Linked DNA regions of Homo sapiens: region 1 is linked to region 2. Evidence: chromatin loops called from intact Hi-C (ENCODE). Cell type or tissue: PC-9. All regions are shown on one strand. Each heading gives the region's core, and the rest is flanking DNA. Links, peaks and the distances in the headings are about the cores only. Region 1 holds the start of GRHL3 (grainyhead like transcription factor 3). Region 2 has its middle 53 kb from the start of GRHL3.

Region 1 (2,915 bases), core at 211-2,710, 53 kb after region 2:
GTTCTCAAACCCAGTACCCCCTCTCCAGAGCCCTGACCCCACCCCAAGAGGGCTCCTTTGAATTCTGACTTTACCCTGAAAAACCTCCATAAATTGGCAGGGGTAGCTGAAACCTCACTTGCCGTTCCCAGAGAAGAGAGAGAGGAGTGGGCCAAGTTGAGGTTTCCAGGAAGACACAGCAAAGAGATAATTTGCCAAAAGGGGAAGGGTGGGGGAGGGGAGAATAGAAAGAGAGAGAGGGAAAAAAAGATGCCAAGATCTCTGGCTTAGATTTAATTTCAAACTAATCCTGGAAGAAGCTCTTTAAAAAGCTCTTACATTCTCCTGTTTGTGTTTGTGGATATTCTGGGGTTTACCAAGCTTGTTCTTTATAGTAGACAGCTCACAGCAATTACTCCACAATTACTTCATCTGACAGGCATTGAATTTCTCCCAAGTTCCCAATACAGAACGAAGCACTTGGAGCCTGTGAAATGACCAGCTGGCTGAGGCTTCAGAGGAGCCTTCAACTTTTCTATCCCTTCTGTGCTGACCAGAGGTATGTGGCTTGCCCACACCCCCTTCACACCCAATAAAAGCCTGTTCTCCTTTACTCCCCCACCCCCTGCCACCAACACACACCCCCCAGATTGTAAACTCCTTTAGAACAGTAACCCCTGTTTTTTCTGGCCTCAGTTTCTCCAGAACCCAGAGTAGGGTCTGGCACACAACGGGTGCTCAATGAATGTCTACTGAATTGAGGCCACTGACTTCAGCCCAAGGGGCAGCCAGACTTGGAGTGAGATGACTGCAGATTGGATCTGGGCTGGGACCTCGCTAGCTGTGCCCTTGGGCAAGGCACTTTGCCTCTCTGGCCTCCATTTCCTCCCTCATCTGTAAAATATGTGTTGAAGAGGAAGGGGGAAGCGATAATAAATCTACCACGGTAGGTTACTTTAAGAACCAAAAGAAGTCACTTGAGTAACTGCAAAAGATTATTCAAAAATATTACCTTAAAGGGGAAACTGAAAAAAAGGGAACTTATACAAAGATCTACCTGGGAAAAGTTGCTCTCTCCTTTGAGAATTCCCCAGTGGTACAGAAGGAGGGGGCAAAGAAATTTGGGGGTGGGGATGTTTCTGGGTATCTGGGACAATGACTAGAAACAGGAATCAAGTTTTCCTTTAAGCCAAGTTATCTGTTTGTCCCTGTACTTTTCCTCTAGTTATCTTGCTTCTTTCCAACATTTTCTTCTCCATCCCTCCTCCCTCATCTCCACCCCCCACCCCCTCACCAAGGAAGGAATTGGCCAGCTCCACCCAGCCAGTCCCCCATAGCTCCGCCCTCCTCGGCGGGCTAAGAGTTAACAGCTGCACCTGTTGAGGTATACCTCCAGTCGCCGGCACCTGTACCTGTAGCCAATCAGCGCCAGCGCTGCTGGGAACCTACCTGTCAGCAAAATCTCGACACCCAAACCTCAACATAAATCAAACACTTTCCCGGGCAGAGAATGTCTGTGTCAGGCAAGAATTAGAGACAAGCGGTCAGCAGAGCCTCAGTGCTGATCGTCGGAGCTTGGGAGCAGGAAGATGTCGAATGAACTTGAGTGAGTAAACATCGGTGGATACCTGCCGCTCTCAGAGCGTGGAGGCTGGATGGGGTTTCCTGGAGGGGGAAGAGCGGGGAGGCCGGCACCGGGATTCACAGAGCAATTTGTAAGGGTAAATGAATGGGCTGACGATCTTACTTTGGCGTGTCAAGGCAAGCCCCAGTCTCAAGCTAGAGGTGAGTGTTTCCCTGGGAAAATAGTTTTTCTCATTCTCTTTGCTGAGCAGTTTCGAGCCAGGCAGGGAAACACAAGACTGAAACTGTGAAGGTTTCTGGCACCACTTTTTGATCCTCTGAAGGGGCCTTGGAAATCAGACGACCCCAATCCCATCGAGGCTTTCTATCTTCTTGCCAAAAGGAACTTCTTTAAGGTAGTTCTAAGAGCTGTCTTAGGCAGAGAGTTGGGTTTCTCTAAAGGGACTTGTTTGCTGGGTTGGAACAGTCCCAAGTGGGAAGGTTACAGTGTGGTGGTTAAGCATGTGTACTCTTTGTAGTGGGCTTGACCTAAGTTCAAATCCAGGCTCTGTCCCTGGGTGATCTCAGACAAGACATTCAATTTTTCTGGGCTTCATTTTCCTCATCTGGAAAATGGGTACAAGAATGCTTTGTAGAATTCTGGAAAGAGTTAAGTGTGATAAATGCTGTAAAATGCTTAGCATAAAGCTATGGTCTGAAGATGCGTTCAGTAAAATGTGGTTCCTCTCATTCAGAGGCAGTTCTAAGGCTGGGGAAGATGAGAAGTGATTTTTGGTAGGTCACCTCTTTTGGCTGGGAGGATGCATGTGCCTTCCTGCCCACATCTGAGATTTAAGATCCTGACTGACTGATGCTGATCTTCACCATGATGTCCTTCTTGGGGTCCAGACCTTAGAGAAGGTAGGGTGAGGCTGGGATCTGGGCTGCTTTAGATTGGGTTCAGGGAGCTGGCAGGAGAAGCCAGAATCCTTTAAACACAGGCTCTCCTTTTCCTGCCACCCTCAGAGGTGAGTGGGCAGAGGCAAGGATTGTACCATCTTTTTTCTAACTGCTCCTCAACAGACTTTTAAGAACTTGAAGATCTGTGGGCAGACAGCAGTGCTAGGTCCTGACTGCAGACCGGATTCTATGTTCTAGCTAGCCCTTCAGCTCTTCATGTTCACAGCACAATCACTTGGGTTAACAGGCACATTTCTTTTGAATGAATTTCCCGGGGTTGACAATGTATTGACAATTGGACCGCAATGAGAATAAGAGCAGGAGCATTGGTACTGACACCTGGGTTCAAGTCCCAGCTCTAGCACTTATAGCTGTGTGATGTTGAGCAAGTCCCTTAATCCTCATCTGTAAAT
Region 2 (2,915 bases), core at 290-2,789:
TTCTGGTGAGCCTTATCTGTCCCACACTCTGCACTCCAACAATGCTGGGCTGACCCCAGCATTGCCACTCACTACCACGGGGCCTGGGCCAGGACCTCGGTTTTGTCACCGGTGACATAATGGGATCGGACTAACATGATGTTCAGGTTTTATAAATGGTATGTGATTCTGGGATTACTCCCTTAAAGCACTGCACACTTTTCGCCTTCATGCTTTTACCCAAGCTGTGCTGTCTGCCTGGAAGACCACAGTTGCCACCTGTGATCTCTGTGAAATGAGACTGATATTCTAGATTTCTCTCCTTCACAATGGAGCTCAAATACCATCTTCTCCAAGAAGTTCTTTCTCCATGTTTTCAGAACAATATGTTTGACACTTTATTAGGATACTTATTACCTTCTACCATGCACAGCTGTGTACAGACACTATAACCTAGTGTTTGACTGTGGACTCGGCAGTAAAATAAACCAGGGTTCAGATCCCAGCTTTGCCACTTATTAGCTGTGCAAACTTGGCAAGTCATTTAACTCTCTGAGCTTCCATTACCTTATCTGTGAAATGGGAATTATAAAGCCTTCACTGTGTTGTACAAACTAAATGTGAAAATAAACAGGAAGTATTTCATGGTACTTGGCAAGCAGCAAGGGCTAAACCCACGGTCACTCTCTCTTACTACATTCTAAGTCCCTTTGTGATAGGAACTAGAGCTTATCCATTTCTGTACCCCCCAGAGAGCTTAAAGAAGAAAAGAGAAATGAACTAACCGATGATTCCACATCTACTACAGGCCAGGCATTGTCCTGTACATACATATTCCTTTTAATTCTCACAACTCAGTGAAGTAGGTATTATAATTACTCCCATTTTACAGATGAGGGAATTGAGGCTCAGAGAAGTGAAGTGCCTTACCCAAGGCCATGCAGATGATAATTGGTGGAGCTGAGATCTGAGCAGGGATGTGTGCCTCCAGAGGCCAAACTGGCTCTGAGTAATTCAAATGAACTTGTTCAGCACAGCTTAATATGTCTCCTAGAAACTACTCCCAAAGTTTACGGCATTGTCAGTTTACTTCTATTTCCCACGTGAGAGTGCAGGCTCCTTGAGAGCAGGGTCTGTGTCTTACTCCTTGTTATTTCCCATAGCCCCAAATATCTACAAGTGTGCCTTAGACATAGTCATTTGCTGGATGGATAAACAGATGGGTGGGTGGATGGATAGATGGAAGGATGGATGGATGGTTGGATGGATGGATGGATGGATGGATGGATGGATGGATAGATAGATGGATGGAAGGATGGATGGATGGATGGATGGATGGATGGATGGATGGATGGATAGATGGATGGATGGATGGATGGATAGAGGGAGGGTGGGAGGGATGGATGGATGGATGGATGGATGGATGGATGGATGGATAGATGGATGGAAGGATGGATGGATGGATGTACAGAGGAACCAATGAGTGCATGAATACAAGAGTCCCCAGAGGAAGTGCTTGCCTACCAAGCATTCTACTCGAATAGCTCTCTGCTCCCTTCCCCAGGGACAGCCCAAGGGCCTGGCTGAGAGTGGAAAAGACTGTGAGAGAAAAGTAGGGAAGAAAACACACCCCATGTGACCACCAAGCGTCTCTCAAGGTGTCATTATGGTGGAAGCCACAGTTGTCAGATTCCAGCTGCAGTAGTCACACTGGCCTCTGGCCTCTGGAATGCCACCACGGTGGGGCAGACTTCTTGGTGACCATTAAGTGTGGAGCCAGGGTCTGATTCATGCTGCAATCTTTCCTCCCCCTTTCTCTCCACCAGCGCCCACTGCCCCACCCTGATTCTTGACCACAAGGAGATAGACCACGGGTCAGGTTTTACACAGAGCCATCAAATCCCCAGAGAGGGTTTTGGCCCAGGAAGTAGGTCAAAAGCCACTACCTTATTATGGAAACAGTAGCAAAGGCCCAAGATGCTTAATCACCAGGCTTGACTGATGGTATCACTGTCTCCCCGCATACCCGGGAGGGAGGGAGGGAGGGAGCTGAGGGCGATGTGAATATCCCCAGCCCACACTCACTTGGGCGGGATGAAGGAGATGATGTGTTCAAAGGGCACACATCACCCGTAGCACAGGGCCTGGCCTGTAGTAAGCGCTCAGTAAATGGGAGCTGCAATTATTAGTGTTACCAATTATCATTAAAGGTAATTAACTGCTACTGAAGTGGTGCTTCACTCTGGCTACATCTAGAAAGGATTTTAAGCCCACGGTTTGGAACCCAAGTCCATGTCACACCCCAAAGTAATGAAAAGAAAAGGTAAAAAGGAAAGATTGTGTTTACTTAGTACGAGGTAATCCATAAAGTAGAATCCGGGGCAGCTGTTAAGTCACTGGGTGGTGCCATATTTATTGCCAGTGTTTGGACTGTAGTGCCTAGGTGCCCAGCTGTGAAGTCAGAGGGACTGTCAACTTAGTGCCATCACTTATGCTTCCAGAGCCTCACTTTCCCACTCTGTAAAACTAATATACAAAGTCCTACCTGTGGACTTGTTGAATGATTAAATGTGCACTGATATCCCCTAGCTTGGCCACAAATGAGATCCCTGGAATAATGATATGAATATAAATCCTGCATTTTCAGGACCACAGCAGGTGGGTCTAATACCTCAGACCACAGACCTACTTGGGGAACTGTGGAGTCAATCTATACATGGGCTTAGCACAGTTCTTGGCGTTAGTAACTTCTCAGTAAATATAGTCATTCCTCGGTGTCTGAGGGGGATTCGTTCCTGAACCCCACAGGGATACCAAAATCTGAGGATGCTCAGGTCCTTGATATAAAATGATGTAGTATTTGCATATAACATATGCACATCCTCCCATATACATTTTTTTGAGGGGACAGGGTCTTGCTCTGTTGCCCAGGCTGG

What was found. A loop is a pair of places that touch in the nucleus more often than their neighbours do. Peaks named below come from ENCODE experiments on the same cell type or tissue, not always from the same donor. Only the 100,000 strongest peaks of a DNase experiment are listed, where the experiment ranks them.
Region 1: a loop joins it to region 2, with 11 times the contacts of the local background. A loop is called at or near these places in 2 of 110 quality-filtered maps.

Annotation. Positions count from the first base shown.
Region 1 is chr1:24,317,984-24,320,898 of GRCh38, forward strand. GRHL3 (grainyhead like transcription factor 3) reads left to right here and starts at 1,374. Exons shown (of 16, transcript NM_198173.3): 1 at 1,374-1,585. The coding sequence starts at 1,569. The region is part of intron 1 of GRHL3-AS1 (GRHL3 antisense RNA 1); the gene reads right to left. In PC-9, for the core only: no CTCF peak of the experiment used is centred there; a DNase peak (open chromatin) is centred at 1,438; H3K4me3 peaks cover 1,979 bases; H3K27ac peaks cover 2,500 bases.
Region 2 is chr1:24,264,828-24,267,742 of GRCh38, forward strand. No RefSeq gene overlaps it. Among named protein-coding and RNA genes, the nearest start is that of GRHL3, 53 kb to the right of the region's middle. In PC-9, for the core only: no CTCF peak of the experiment used is centred there; DNase peaks (open chromatin) are centred at 1,834 and 2,384; H3K27ac peaks cover 845 bases.